Regions from separate parts of the Homo sapiens genome. Here regions 2, 3, 4 and 5 are each linked to region 1. The links are chromatin contacts, found by Hi-C or POLR2A ChIA-PET in ENCODE. All regions are on one chromosome and are shown on one strand. The core of a region is the stretch at or near the end of the contact, and the rest is flanking DNA. Distances in the headings are between cores, read along the strand shown. Region 1 holds the start of PSD4 (pleckstrin and Sec7 domain containing 4). Region 2 overlaps FBLN7 (fibulin 7). Region 3 holds the start of TTL (tubulin tyrosine ligase). Region 4 holds the start of CHCHD5 (coiled-coil-helix-coiled-coil-helix domain containing 5). Region 5 overlaps LINC02936 (long intergenic non-protein coding RNA 2936).

Region 1 (2,789 bases), core at 140-2,639:
GAGAGAGAGAGAGAGAGAAGACAGTGCTACTGAAGGCCTGTGGTGAGGCCAGCAGAGGCTCAGGAAGGGAGCAGAGGATGGCGGTCTGAGGTAGGCAGAGAGTATCCAGGGGAGAGATCACGGGGGTAGGGACAGAATGACAAAGGGGACCCAGTACAGCTGCTGCCTGGGGAGGACAAAGACCCCTAGGGGGCTGGGGCCAGGCTGGGCCTCTCCTCCCTGGGTCCTCTCACCCCACATCCCTCACCCCTTCTGTGGGTCTCTCCCCCTTCCCCAACAAAGAGCTCAGCAGCCTGTGTTCTGATCCCCATGCTAGGCGGTTCCTTGTCTGTAGGAGGAGGGGGCCACGGGATGCTCTAGAGTCCTAGGCAGCTGGGAGACAGGCCTGCTTGGGGACCACTTTTTAAAGCTGGTCCAAGGTCCAATGAACGGAGGAGTATTTATCATCAGCTAATGACAGGCCACCCTTCCCTGCATTCTAGCAGAGGAGTGACTTCAACTGTGGAATTTTAGGCCCTGGAATAAGGGGGGAATGGCAGTGTCAGGGGACTTTCCCTCCATGCAGCTACCTTCACTATAACAATAATGACTACAGTGGGCCTTAGTTTCCTACACAGGCACACTTTGAGAGTTCAGTGGTTCCTGTTGCCCATCAGGACAACAGGCCTAAGCCAGAGCTAAACCAGTAAGGAGGGTCCCCTTACCTCTCCTCGAGCTTCTCCAGGATGGTCCTGGAAGGCAAGATGAAGCTGGGAGCCCCCTGATGGCCAAGTTGACTCTGAGCTCCTGCAGCAACCACACCCAGAGCCACCCCCACCCCAAACCCAGGCCTTCCAGACTCCCTCTCTCCAGAGTCTAGGGTCGAGAATCACTTGGGACCTTTGGCCACAAAAGCCCCCACTGGGTACTCAGCCAGAGCAGTCACTGGGGACGCAGTGACACTCACAAGAGGATTAGCAAGGAGCTTCCTTCACCCTTCACTATTGCAGACCTCCAGAGGCTCTGCGGGGAGCCAGGGAAGGGAAACAACAGAGGTCCGTGGGGCCAGGGCAGGGAATCAGAGAAGGGTCAGATGAGGAGGGGTAGGCTGAGGGAGGAGGGGGACGGGACACAGAGCAGGAAGGGGGAAGGAGGGGCCTAGCCTAGCCCAGGCTCATGGCAGGTGCACACGGCACTGCCAGAGCCCTCGCCTCTCCCCTGCCCACCTGCCCCAGCCCCTGCCACAAGGACCCACATGTGACTCTCCACATTCCCTGCTCCCACAGGTTCCACCAGCCCCAACCTAGGCAGACCCACTTAGCTCACCTCCAAAGGACCCAAGAATGGATGGCTTGGCCTGGGCTCCCCAAGAGCACTTCCTGGCTCACAGTCGGCTTGCCCAGTGAATGTGGCTGTGACGGCTGGAGCTTCCGACTTCCGCTCCTCCTCACCACAACACACACCCCTCCTGCTCCCCGCCGCCTCCCCAGGGTTCCCTAGCTGCTCAACACCTCACACTTCCTGCCCACAAGATAAGAGCCTCTCTTCCTAGGCCCAGCGCCTGCAGCCCCTTTCCCCATGCCCCTGCTCCTTGGAGGCCCCCACCCTGCACACCAGCCTAGAAAGAACCTGCCATGGTGGAACTGGCCTCTCCCTGCCATGCAGGGGCCTGGGATTGAAAGGGGAAGGGGCCGAGGCCTGGTTGGTAAGCAGGCCCCACCTCCTTCCTCCCTGCGCTTCTGCCCCAGGTTCTCAGTCTTGCTCTGGCTCTTGGTCCCCTGCAGGGCACCCAGTGAGAGACAGGAGGGCCCTAAGTTGGGCAATTTCTGGTTTTAAAACAAATGACATTTCAATTTTTGTGTGACTATGTCTCATGTCACTGGTAATAATGCAAATGATACAATTGCCTTTTAGTTACAAAGTTTCTCCCAATAGTACCTCAATCCCTCCTCACACCTACTTTATGAAGCATTAATAACCCCATCATACAGATCCGGATCTGGAGGCAAGCTCAGAGATGCTAAGCCACTGCCCAGGGTTGCACAGCTGGAAAATTACAAAGCTGGGGTTAGAATACAGAGCCTGTGACTATATGAACCAAGGGACCTCCATTCCCCGTGGCTGAATTCCCAACACACGTCCTCAGGACACCGGCCGCAGTGTCCACAAGTGTAAGTGAGGCTGGTGGGGAGCGCAAACACCATGCCATTCTCCTCCCTCCACACAATCTACTTCCTCAACATCAATGACCGTCAACTTCTCTGCTGAGGCTCCACCACTCCCACCCTCCCTGAACTCTCGTCTTCATGATTCCAGCTGACCCAGAGACTCCCTCACTTGCATGTCCACACAGCAGTGGGGACCAGCCACCCTGACCCAGAGTTGAGAGGGTCGGGCTCTAGCTCACCTACAGCCGCACCCCTCCCTGCAGGGTACAGAGTCCACAGGAACATACCAACATGGAGCCCGTGCACCCTGCTTCTCCACCACACTCTGCGTGCCCCAGATCCCGAGACTCTCCACTTCTGGGGCCCAAATGGCCTCCTCCCCATGTGGGCACACAGCACCGCTGCCCTATGCAGCCTGAGACTGGGTGAAGCGCTGGCAAGAGTCCTGATAGCAGAGACGGGAGCAGGTAGAGAGAGCTCAAACCTTTGGGCAGGTCACCCACCCACATGCACGTGTGATACAGAGCAGGGTGGGGAAGAGAAAGGGAGGTGGAGCTGTGGCGTGGGCCAAAGGCTGGGGTGGGCTGTGCTGTGGCAGCAACATTCAGAGGCGGCTAAGAATCCTCCTTCAAACCTGGAGCT
Region 2 (2,789 bases), core at 86-2,585, 990 kb after region 1:
GCAAATGAATTCTGGTTAACCAGTAGTTACTCTTAGTACAGAGTGGAGCTCTGAAAGGACAAAAGAAAAGTTGATTCCATAGAGGAGAGTGAGGAGAGAGCATATAGAGAACAAGACACTCCACAGGGAGAAGTGCCCAGCCATTATCCACAAAAGACCCATCATCCACATCATCCACAAGAAGTGCCCAGCCATCATTGTCCACAGCCATCATCCACATCCTAAGCAGTCAGCCATTTGTACTTTGGTGCTGTGGGCACCGGGGCTGGGTGCGTGATTTCATCAGTGGGAAGCAGGTTTGATGACGGCAGATCTTGGTGATGGAAATTGTTGCTTTAAACTGGGCTGTTTGGCATCAAAGCCCTATCATATACCAGTTTAGAGGGCACCTGCTCTGGAGACTCCCCAAACACTCCCCACCTTCTGGCATGTGAGAGGCTTGTCCCCCTGAACACATCATATCTCAATATATCCCACATATATCCCACATCATATGTCATCATATCTCACATATGATGTGTGTGATGTGTGGGCTGTCCCTAGCCCACAGCTGTGACATCTCCCATTCAGGAACCTGGCCAGGCCCTTAGACTCTTCCGCCTGGTGTTGTGCACATGGGACTGGGTGGTGTGCAGGCTTCTGGCCCAGCATAGCTACATTTAGAAACATAAGGCTGTGGATAATGTTTTAATGAAGTCTTGTAACTTTAGTTTGCATGTCCTTTTTCTGTTGTTAGAGATCGCAGCTGAGCCCATGGGAGAAGAAACATTTCAAAAGCAACTCTTGACTGTGTCTCAACCTTTGTCCAAACAACAGTACAAGAATAAACCATCTTAGAAACCATCTTGATGTAGGGCTTGATCATTGAACTAGTGACACACTTCTGGCTCCATCTCATACCAGGGCAAATACAAAGATTTAAATAAAATATGTGTGAGGAAATCTCACCAGCAGCTTGACATGTAATTAGATAATGAAACTTTCTTACAGCTTCGCTACCTCTTAAGTTTTAGCTTGAATGATCTTCCCCACCCTACCCCATACCCCATCCTACCACACCCCACTCAGCTCTGGCCAGTGTTTTCTCTCTTTGATCACCTGGAGGGCGTCACCCTGTAGTGAATTCATCAGAAACAAAAGGCCATGGAATCTATGACAACTCAAGCATTTTCCTAAACTCTCCACGGCCAGGTATTGTCCTTACCAATCTCCCATGTGGTCAAAACAAATTTATAATGTGGAACAGTCCCAAACATCACCTCTGTGTTCTCTGACTCATTTATTCCAGTGTATCCAACCCAGACAGGAAGAGAGTCAGCCACCCCCTCCTAGAAGGAAGTGGGCTGTCTCATGCTCAGGTAGAAGTCAGGCGGGCAGGAAGGAGCAATCACTTTTATTTTTTCAGTTATATTACCAGGTTATGTATTTGAGATATGATTTCTCAAAAGGGAAGTAACTCAGGCAGAATCCATGCTTTTAACAATGGGTCCTTGGTCTAGAAGGATCTGCGTGGGGTTTAAGGCCCTCCTGTGACTCTCTGATGAGAAGGCAGGCAGGCAGGCATGTCACAGAGGAAAAGGCAGATAAGAACAACGTGCTGGGTCATGGGAGGAGACTCCACTTCCTATGCCACATGCGCAGAGGCATGACTAGGGCCCCCCGCACGACTAGAACCGTTTCATTCATAGCAAGCCTGGCTACAAAAAGGCAGAAGGGCTGATAGTCACCTGACACACATTGCCACCTTTTCTCTCCCCAGCTAGTTCAAACTCACAAGGCCATTTGCACAGCATTTTGGAAAGCCACCCATCCCCTGGATGAAAAAGTTTTAAGAAAGTTAGTGCATAATCTAAGGGAAGGGCCTCAAAGCAGAAAAAAAAAAAGAGTGATGGCAGCAGTTGAGTTTTGTGGCTGCTCTTCCGTGCTATTCCATGGGGCGCCGTGCAACGCTGCCCTAGAAGCCTGGGTGCACTGGTGAGAGGGCGGGAACAGGCGGGAGGCTCCACGCAGTCGGTGCCCGAAGCTGAGCCTTCGGGGAAGAGAAATGAGGTCAGCTCTCCACACCCCAGTGCCCCTGTGTACCCTCAGAAGTCATAGGGGGATACAAAGATGGTGACCTTGGACACGTGGTTGGCCTGGAAGGAGCGGTCCAGGTATTCCGACATGTCGACGTCCACCTCCAGCGTCTGAGGCCCCTCCAGGTTCTGCACAAGGATCAGATCCCCAGTCTGCCGGTCTGAACGCTGCATCACAAAGTGGCCGCGGCTGTTCCCACCCACGATCCCAAACCGCAGGCTGTTGGGCCCAGCTCGGCCGGGGGCAGAGGCTGTGGCCATGCGGAAGAGCGTGATGGGCGTCTTCAGGTTGGAAGGCAGAGAGAGGTAATGGAAGGAGATGGTCTTGGGCAGATGGCGGCAGGGCCTGCTGTCCATGGGGCAGGGGTTCCGCTCACACTGGCTGGAGCGGAGAGGCAAAATGGAGGCAGTCAGCCTTGGGGAGTCTCATGAAGAGCTGCTCTGACCCGGCTGCCCACCTGCCCTCTTGCAGAGGCCACCTAGATGACCTTTCCCAGCCACGGGTCCTTCACCCAGGAGCTATGGAGCTGTGGACGAGTGAATGTAGCTGGTGTCAGGCATGGCAAAGGAAGGGCTGCTGCTTCTGTTCCTGCTCAAGGGTGCTCCCTGCCCACCTGTGTACGTGTGTATGTGTGTGCACATACATTTATTTATGCTATTACTATCATTTTTACAGAAAAATATAGCCTGGGAATATTAAATAACAATGGCAAT
Region 3 (2,789 bases), core at 159-2,658, 690 kb after region 1:
TGGACATAGAACATTGCTCTCTCTGGGTTGCCCTCCAAGGTAGAGGTGACTCTTCCTCCGTATCGATTCTCCCCTTGTCTTTGGAATACAATTGGCCCCCACCTCTGGTGAATTCTGGCAAGGAACATGGCTCCCCGGAGAGAAGATGCAATTCCCAGATGACTGTGCAGAGAGGGAGGCCATGAGACTATGCTCAGGTCAATAGGATGTGAGTTGAACCGATCTGGGCAACTTCTGGATGACATCACTTACAAAGGAGCCGCTAGTCCCCTCCTATCTCCTGCGCTTTCCTACCCGTGGACATGTGGGTATGGTGGTGCCCAGCCAGCTTCAACCATGTGGATGAAGGTAATTCCCTCGGGGAGAGCAGGGAAGACAGGGAGGGCGAACGCAGCCTCGTGTAAGATCTTAATCCAATGCAGAACTGCGAAAACACATTATTTGGTGAAACTAAGGAAAGGTTTATAATCAGACATCCCTCCACACTTCCCTGGGCTAGGGTCTCTTCTGCAGCTCCTGCTTTTGGAATCCGGGGGTCTTTTCCAAATCCTCTGATCGCTCCTCCGCGCCTTCGGGGGGCAGAAGCCTCAGGGGTTTCAACACCTACGGCTCCCCCGCCCGCGCCCACGCCAAGCAGGGAGAAATCCTCAGTGCAGACGAGCTGCAAAAGATGACTCCAGCCGCCCGCTCTGCGGAGCCGCGCCCAGCGCGGCGGACCCGCCAAATCTGGGGGCTTCGGCCCGGGGGAGCCGCTAGACTCGCGCCTCAGGTCCCAGCCCCGGCGGCCAGCGTCTCCCGGGCTGCAGGGACCGGTCACCGTCGGGAGGTAGCTGCGGCCCCGAGTGGCCGCACCGCGACTCCGACTCTAAATCCAAGTTAGGAGACAAGAAAGCATTAAAAACGACAGGTTTCGATCTTTCCGAATCCGTTTCTGATGTGCCCGACAAGCGACAGAGGAGAAAATGTATGACCTTTAAAAACAAAAGCGCCGGTTCTAACGGGCCGCGGGAGGCGCGCAGGGCCGCTCCGAGGAGGGCAGACGGGAATCGGGGAGGGGCTCACCCAGTCTCCCGAAGGGCAGCCGATTCCTCTCTCCCAGCATCAGGTTGAATCTGGGGTTGTCTCGCCGCAGCCTCTTCCAGTGGCCGGTGGCGAGGAGCAGCCGGGAGACCTCGGCGTAGACGCTGCTGTTCTCATCGCGTACCACGAAGGTGTACATGGCGAAGCGCCGCGCGCCCGGGCCGCCGGGCAGCCGCCGCAGGGACCAGGCGGCCGAGAAGGCGGCTCAGCGCGGACCCCGCCCGGGCGCCCGCCGCGGCCCGGCCCCCGCCGCCCGCGCCGGCTACCGCGCCTCTCGGGTGCCGGCGGCGCCGCGCCCGGGCGCCCGCCGGGTGCCGGAGAGGAAAGCGCCGCTCGCACGCCCGCCCCCGCCGGCGCGGCCCCGCCTCTGTCCCGTGATTCCGCGCGGCCCGGCCCCGCCGCGCTCTGGAGGAGCCCGTGGGCGGCGGCGCCGCGCCCTTTCCGTACCCTCCCCCGGGGGCGGCGGCGGCGCAGGGTTGGAGACCCGCGGCGGTGGGCGCGGCTTTACCGCAGCGGGCGGACTGTGCGGTGGAACCGGAGCCCGGGCCTGGGGTGGTTCTTTCCGAGCCCCGGGTCGCAGCCGGGGGGCGGTGCCGGCGGAAGATCCCAGTTTGCAGGGCTCGATCTGGGTTTTTCTTCTATTGCCAAAGGACCTTTAATGGATAAAACCCAAAAGTTCTAAGGCCCGGTCCTGTGGCCTAATGAAGAAGCGCTTCCTCTTCCTCTTTGCTTAACGACTACGGAGACCCGGAGCGTCGGTTTTGTTTGTGTCGAGTGCTCCTTCCTTCGGCTGAGCCCAGGGTGGCGCACGGCCAAGGGGATGACCTTAGACTCTGCTGGTGGAAGCAGGTCCCAAACCGACCCCCTGGAGCCCTGGGCTCCGCTCTTTTCCTGCCTTTTACCGGCATTCAGCCACTTGCTTTCCCTTCTCCGGACCTCGATTTCCCCTTATGAGCGGCGGAGAGTGGCTCTTAAAAGTCCCTTCGGTTCTGATAGCCCACTCTGAAGACTGTGCTGCTGCATTTGAGATACAAAGAGAAGGCAATGATCATCAGAGCTCCCCCAAACTTCCTACAGTCCCTCATAAATTACCCACATCAGCCCTGCGCCTTGCATCTTTTACTCTCCTGTAGATAAAGAACACCCTGGGGCCTCTCCCCTTCCTGTCCCCCGATGCTCACGGTATCTACCCGAGCACATTGTAAAAGCGCCCTTCTCCTTCCCATCGTTGCCCAGATTCCACGGGGCCGCCAGGCGCTCACTCGCCTGTCTTGCGCACCGGCTCCACCTGCAGGCAACCGCTGGCTGTGGAGAGCCCGCTCAGAGCAGAAATGGGGCAGACTTAGAGGTGCTGGGTGCTTGCACTCCTTCCCAGCTGCTCTCCCTCCACGAGGGATAGAGTTGGTCGAGAATGCCCTGGCCCTCTCGCCCTCCGCACGTGCCCTGCGGGGAGGCGTGTGTCCTAGGCGTATTGCGGTGGTCCTCTGTAGGCCACGGCTGCGGTTGTCCACAGCTGCAACTTGCTCATCAGGGCATCTTCTGTTGGCTTCCTTCCTTTCCCTGACTACCGATGTTTCCTGGGATCACCTCCCAAAAAAACTACTGTACTCGTGCTCAAATTCTTGTTCCAGGGGGCACCGTTTGGGGGAACTCGAGCCAAGACGCTGTGTTTGCCGCTCTTCACGGCTGATCACCTTGAAAGTGACGTC
Region 4 (2,789 bases), core at 93-2,592, 590 kb after region 1:
ATCATTCCAGGCAGTAGGCAAGCAAGGGAATTCTTTTTTTTTTTTTTATTTTTTAGAGACAGGGTCTCACTGTGGCCCAGGCTGGAGTGCAGTGGCACGATCATAGCTCACTGTAGCCACCAACTCCTGGATTCAAGTGATCTTCCTGCCCCAACCTCCTAAGTAGCTGGGACCACAGGCATGAGCCACCATGCCCAGCTAATTTTTTATGTTTTGTAGAGACAGGGTCTTGCTATGTTGCCGAGGCTGGTATTGAACCCCTGGGCTCAAGCGATCCCCCTGCTTAGACCTCCCAAAGTGCTAGGATTACAGGCATAAGCTATGGTGCTCCGCAAAGAAAGGGAGTTCTGGTCTGGGTCTGAAGTAGGACTAGGAGTTCAGGGCAGATGTGGGAATCTGAAGGATCCTGAGATGGTGCCAAAGAAGTGGAGAGGTGAGGCCCAGCCCTGGGGCTTGTAAAGCAGGAGGGGAGCTTCTGGGGAGAGAGTGGAGGTTCTAAAACAAAGTCTGATTAATGTAAGGTAGGCCTTCAGGGTCCTAGAAGACAGGCCTTGAAATCCAGGCATCCCCCAGTAGGCCTGGGGATCATGCACAGAAGACTTGGGGCCTTAGAAGAAAGATCTAGAATTCCAGGGAGAGCTTGAGAGCCCTTAATGGGTTTGGGGGTTCTAAAAGTGAGGTTTAGAGCTCCAAGAGGTGGGGTCTCAGGTCCTGGGGAAGAGTGTCTTAGCCAAAGAGTCTTCAAGATGAAACCTAAGGCCCTGGTGCGGGACTCAAGGTCCCAGGGGCGTGAAGTCTGGAAGCCCTGGATGAGGTTGGTGCTCTGGGAATCCTGGGCAAGGTCAGAGTGGTCTAGGAACAAGTCTGTGGACCCTATAGGTGAGGACTGGGGTCCCAGGCAGATCTGGAAGGTTCAAAAGGTAAAGTTTGGTGATCAAGGGGGAGGAACCTGGAGCTCTGAGGATGGGTGTAGGAGTCATAGAGGTCCCTAAATAAGTCTGTAGTCTTAGGATTTCAGTGTGAAGGCCGGACCTGGGGTACTGGGGGCAGAGATTGGGTGAAGAGTGACTGGACCGAAGTCCTAAGCAGCGCGAGAGGGGGCGAGGCCTAAACGCTTAGAGGGCGGGGCTTGGGCATGCGGAGGGTTGGAGCTCGTGAGCGAAGGCGCTGAATCCTGAGGGTCAGATCTCCAAGAAGGAGGGAGGCTGGTCCTAGTTCCCGAGGTCCTAGACTAGGTCTAGATCACTGGGTAAAAGAAGGGGAGCGGCAGCACGTATGGGGTAGGCGCTCTCACTACTCACATCTCGAGACCTTTGCCGGCGTAGGGCTGTCCGGGGGGAACGACCCGCCTTTTCCGGTATCGGTTGTCATGGCGGCGCCCAGCCCAGCCTGGTTTTTTCCGGTAGCCAATTGAACTAACAACCCCGTTCCCTTTAGGACTAATCTGTCACGGCGGCGCCCTACCTCTTCTTCCGGCCCGGCTCGTCATGGCGGCGCCCTGAGTAGCCACTTCCGCCCTCTTCTGGCTAAATTGCTTCATCCCTATTTCCGGCTTGCCATGGCAGCGCTCGGGGTTTAACGGAAGTAAGCAATGGAAAGTATGGTGGTGCCTCGGGTCCAAAGAGAATGCGCCGCTGAGTTGCGCGGCACCTGACGGGATTGAGCCTCAGACACAAGCGCTCCAAATCTCCGACTGTAGCTGGTGGGAAGCGCCTGCTGTTGCTGCAGCGTCTCAACATGTTGTTCCCATTTTCGTTGGGTGCTGTAGCGGTAGGCTGTTGGGCTCAGGGATAGGGGGCCTGATTCCTAACGCCGCGCTGCCACCATCGGCCTTGCGCAGACGCTGATAATCCCCCTGGCACCCAGGTTCATGCGAGCGCTTGGAACAGGAGGGAAGAGGGAGTCAAACCAAGAGCCGAACTAATTCGGCTTGGGCCTGCCATTTACCCAGCCTGGGACCCAGACGTTTCCCCATCCCTTAGCGTACGCCAGGACAGACATGGCGTTTAATCCTGACTCCATGAGACTATCAAGCTAGTTACTTCCTCTCTTTGTAATTAATTCCTCCTAATGTAGCAACATTTCCCCCTTCCTTCTCATCTGTCTTAAAAGTGTGAGGTTAGACCTGGGCGTGAGTTTCCCCACATAAGAGACTGGATATCCCCTGGTCAGAGAACTGAGCATCAGTCCTGCCGTTTCGTTTGCAGATCTTTCAAGACTCTAGTCAAAATGAGCAGAACATTTTGCAGTTAATCATAGAGTTGAAGATGAACGAGAAGATGAACGAGAGCTACTTGATTGTGAACTAGTAACGACCACTTGGAGTCGCAGTGTGTCTGTAAAATGATGATGACAGTGACATCATAGAGGACATAGTGCAAGTGAACAGTTTGATACTGAGCTTGGAGCCTCAGTAGTTCTGGATAAGTGAGAGCTGTACGGGAGGTTGTAACCATGAGCTACCCTGGTTGGCAGTTGACATCCGAGGACCAGCACTGGTCATCGCACAGAAAGAAAACTTTACACCTTGAGATCCCTCCATTCTTCTTAAACTTCCAAGTGTATGTTTGATGGGAGAAGAGGGGAAGGGATCAACATTTAAAGGCTCTGGAAGGAGTCAGATAACTGTTTTTGGCTTCAAATGTAGAATGAATCCCTAGATTTTCCTCTACTGAGAGAATGAAATCTTAACCCATTCCGTTCCCTTGTTGGTACTCAGAAACGGATACCCCAAAGATGCATTTTGACATGCTGAAAGGCCTTAGAAGCTGCCTTAGAAGATCTGTCTA
Region 5 (2,789 bases), core at 196-2,695, 520 kb before region 1:
CCAACCTCTCCCCTTTCCCTGCCCGCCCCTCCCTCCAGCCTCTGGTAACCATCATTCTACTCTCCACTTCTGTGAGTGTGACATTTTTAGAGTCCACACGTAAGTGAGGTCATGCAGAATTTTTGCTCTGTATATGCACATGTCTTATGTACAAGTAAAGAAGCTCTGCAAATTTTAAGACACCAAGGATGGGGCATTCCCACAGCGAGGCAGGCGCTGGGTGCAGGAGGTAAGTGAGGGAGTGTTGTTCCAGTCCAGATTTGATTCACTATTTCTGAAAACATGGAAATGCATTACCAAACAATTGGACAAATATACGTTAAAATTTAAAAAGAACCTTCTGCAGAAAAGAAAGGAGCAATGGGGATAAAACAGCCACACGGTCATGGGTGTTGCACGTATAATATTTTGTTCCAGTTGAAGCTCTGTGTTTTCTTAGCCAGTTTTCTCATGACTACTGATGTACTAAGTACAATCACACCGGAGCTGGCCGACGTTAGACTGTGGGCTGTGGCCACGGATGTCAAATAACAGCCCTGGCCTCGTCCACACAGTAAAGAGCAGACCTCACACGGGATGGTTTACCATCAAGGGGTCCAGACAGAAAGGCTGTTCTAGAACCCCTCTCACTTAAAGAGCACAAATCCGAATGAATACATTGTTTTATTGTTTTACCAGTAAGGTTCTTGACACTGATGACTTACCTTCCTATCCCCAGGAAACAGATGGTAAGTGTCCTTGAGGAGAATATCCCTTCACAGCAAATTCACATCTTTCCTTCAGCCTAGAGAGATCAGACAGAGATGAAGACCTCACCACTAAAGACCCACTCTCCTAGCTGTTTTGGAGAGGTCGCTCTTGTCTTTATAAACTTCTGAAGTTGTCTCTTGGCATATTTCCCTCCCCTCAAATCCTTATAAAAACAGGTGTGGCTAAAGCCTGTCTTTGCTGAAAGAACACTCTCTTCCTTAATAGAAAATTCTCTATTGAAAACTTATTTTCCCTGGCTGGGCTCAGTGGCTCACGCCTGTAATCTCATCACTTTGACAGGCCAAGGCGGGTGGATCACACAGTCAGGAGATCAAGACCAGCCTGGCCAACGTGGTGAAATCCTGTCTCTACTAAAAATACACAAATTAGCTGGGTGTGGTGGTGCATGCCTGTAATCCCAGCTACTTGGGAGGCTGAGGCAGGAGAATAGCTTGAACCAGGGAGTTGGAGGTTGCGGTGAGCCGAGATCGTGCCACTGCACTCCAGCCTGGCGACAAAGTGAGACTCCATCTCAAAAAAAAAAAAAAAAAAAGAAGAAAAGAAAGAAAGTCGTTTCCCTTTCTGGCTTCTGTGGTTAGCGGTGCAACAGTAGCAAAACTGGTCTCAGACATGTGAGTGGGAGGCAGGAAATCTGCAAAGTGACAATGGTCACCATGTGTACTCTTCACCCTTTCTGTGTGCTAGACCAGAGGCCCATGCTGGCATGCCATTCTGACATGCACTGTGAGGGAGCTGACATTCTCAGAACAAATGCCGCATGCGTGGAAGATGGAGGAGCCCCGTGCCAAATTCCTTCTGTTTTTATCCTCCTTCCAGTAGGAGCCCCAGATATCAACTCCACAAATTTGAAACTGTGCCAGACCAGAGTGTGTAGAGAAGTGTTTGGGGAACTGTGGGAGGGGGAGAAGATAATATTGGTATAATAAAATCAAATTCGGGGCTGGGCATAGTAGCTCACGCCTGTAATCCCAGCATTTTGGAAGGCCAAGGTGGGTGGATCACTTGAGGTCAGGGGTTCAAGACCAGCCTGACCAACATGGTGAAACCCTGTCTCTACAAAAAAATACAAAAATTAGCCAGGCGTAGTGGTGCCTACCTCTAGTCCCAGCTACTCTGGAGGCTAAGGTAGGAGAATGGCTTGAACCCAGGAGGTGGAGGTTGCAGTGAGCTGAGGTCATGCCACTGCACTCCAGCCTAGGTGACAGAGTGAAACCCTGTCTCAACAAACAAACACACACACAAAAAAAAAAGAAAAGAAAAAAGAAAAAATCAAACTTGAAAAAGAACTCCATTAAAAAGAAAAAAACTGATTTCATAACTATAATAAAAATACGCTATAAATATAGTAAAATGCCATGGAGTCTGTGTCTAACTCTGAAGAAAAAAAATTGTCATCTAAAAGACAGATTCTGGAACCAAACACCAGAAAAGTTCTCAAGAAATGAATGGCTTCTTTAGAAGACAAAGAATGAGTAAGTTCAGTTGTAACCAGAAGTGAAAGCAAAGTCATCTACAGCTATGCTTGGAGATGTTGGTCTTTTCATAGCATGGTCTTTTTGTGGCATGCAGCAGTGAGGGCAAAGAAACCACTAGGGAACTTTGAAGCCTTGGTTCGCTGCTGCTAGGGATTCCATTGTACAGATCTACTATGCACCAGTTAATGGATAGTTTACTTTATCTATGCACCAGTTAATGGATATTTGAATTATTTTCAGTTTTTACTTATTATGAATAATGTGGCTTCAAACACCCCCATGTACGCTTTTAGGTAGACATAAACCTTCAATTCTCTTCATAGATACTTAGGAGTGAAATTGATGGATCGTTTGTTAAGTACAGGTTTAACTTTTTAACACACTTTCAAACTATTTTCCAAATGACTATGTCATTTTAAAATCTTACCAACACATACTTGTCAATACTTGGTATTGTCAATCTCTTAATTATAGGCATTTTAGTGGGTATGAACTGAATGTACGTTATTCTGGTTTTAGTTGCATTTCCCTAATGATTAATTA

What was found. Hi-C counts contacts between places; a loop is a spot of excess contacts on that map. ChIA-PET counts read pairs that join two places held with the same protein, here RNA polymerase II (POLR2A). Pooled maps may share reads with other maps.
Region 2: a map of CD8-positive, alpha-beta T cell shows a loop between it and region 1 (8-fold over the local background). The contact joins the enhancer-like site here to the promoter of PSD4 in region 1. A Hi-C loop is called at or near these places in 1 of 168 maps with a recorded cell type or tissue (CD8-positive, alpha-beta T cell) and 6 of 50 pooled maps. POLR2A ChIA-PET finds 5 or more read pairs at or near these places in 1 of 52 experiments (CD4-positive, alpha-beta memory T cell).
Region 3: a loop to region 1 is called in a map with no recorded cell type, with 9 times the contacts of the local background. The contact joins the promoter of TTL here to the promoter of PSD4 in region 1. A Hi-C loop is called at or near these places in 1 of 37 single-sample maps with no recorded cell type and 4 of 50 pooled maps. POLR2A ChIA-PET finds 5 or more read pairs at or near these places in 1 of 52 experiments (activated naive CD4-positive, alpha-beta T cell).
Region 4: a pooled map shows a loop between it and region 1 (9-fold over the local background). The contact joins the promoter of CHCHD5 here to the promoter of PSD4 in region 1. A Hi-C loop is called at or near these places in 2 of 37 single-sample maps with no recorded cell type and 9 of 50 pooled maps.
Region 5: a pooled map shows a loop between it and region 1 (9-fold over the local background). The contact joins the enhancer-like site here to the promoter of PSD4 in region 1. A Hi-C loop is called at or near these places in 8 of 37 single-sample maps with no recorded cell type and 5 of 50 pooled maps. POLR2A ChIA-PET finds 5 or more read pairs at or near these places in 1 of 52 experiments (activated T-cell).

Annotation. Positions count from the first base shown.
Region 1 is chr2:113,172,571-113,175,359 of GRCh38, reverse strand. It overlaps PSD4 (pleckstrin and Sec7 domain containing 4), which reads right to left and starts at 1,389. Exons shown (of 17, transcript NM_012455.3): 1 at 1,306-1,389. LOC124907872 (a long non-coding RNA gene) reads left to right here. Exons shown (of 2, transcript XR_007087197.1): 1 at 1-90. RefSeq lists enhancers at 817-906, 1,527-1,696, 1,747-1,816, 2,046-2,546, 2,547-2,789.
Region 2 is chr2:112,186,802-112,189,590 of GRCh38, reverse strand. It overlaps FBLN7 (fibulin 7), which reads right to left. Exons shown (of 8, transcript NM_153214.3): 8 at 1,373-2,457. The coding sequence ends at 2,085. Among named protein-coding and RNA genes, the nearest start is that of FBLN7, 50 kb to the right of the region's middle. Within about 2 kb of position 1,335, at least 6 of the 41 ENCODE cell types and tissues checked have a DNase peak (open chromatin) inside an H3K27ac peak, as active enhancers do; they include CD8-positive, alpha-beta T cell, where a contact is called at or near this core.
Region 3 is chr2:112,480,775-112,483,563 of GRCh38, reverse strand. It overlaps TTL (tubulin tyrosine ligase), which reads right to left and starts at 1,408. Exons shown (of 7, transcript NM_153712.5): 1 at 1,063-1,408. The coding sequence starts at 1,219. RefSeq lists silencers at 638-737, 1,298-1,687 and an enhancer at 2,008-2,077.
Region 4 is chr2:112,583,162-112,585,950 of GRCh38, reverse strand. It overlaps CHCHD5 (coiled-coil-helix-coiled-coil-helix domain containing 5), which reads right to left and starts at 1,342. Exons shown (of 4, transcript NM_032309.4): 1 at 1,302-1,342. The coding sequence starts at 1,303. LOC101927330 (a long non-coding RNA gene) reads left to right here and starts at 679. Exons shown (of 2, transcript XR_923204.3): 1 at 679-814; 2 at 1,438-2,789. RefSeq lists enhancers at 1,449-1,618, 916-1,667, 934-2,133.
Region 5 is chr2:113,692,372-113,695,160 of GRCh38, reverse strand. All of the region lies in intron 1 of LINC02936 (long intergenic non-protein coding RNA 2936), which reads left to right. Among named protein-coding and RNA genes, the nearest start is that of LINC02936, 10 kb to the left of the region's middle. RefSeq lists enhancers at 1,061-1,190, 1,631-1,720. Within about 2 kb of position 1,445, at least 5 of the 41 ENCODE cell types and tissues checked have a DNase peak (open chromatin) inside an H3K27ac peak, as active enhancers do.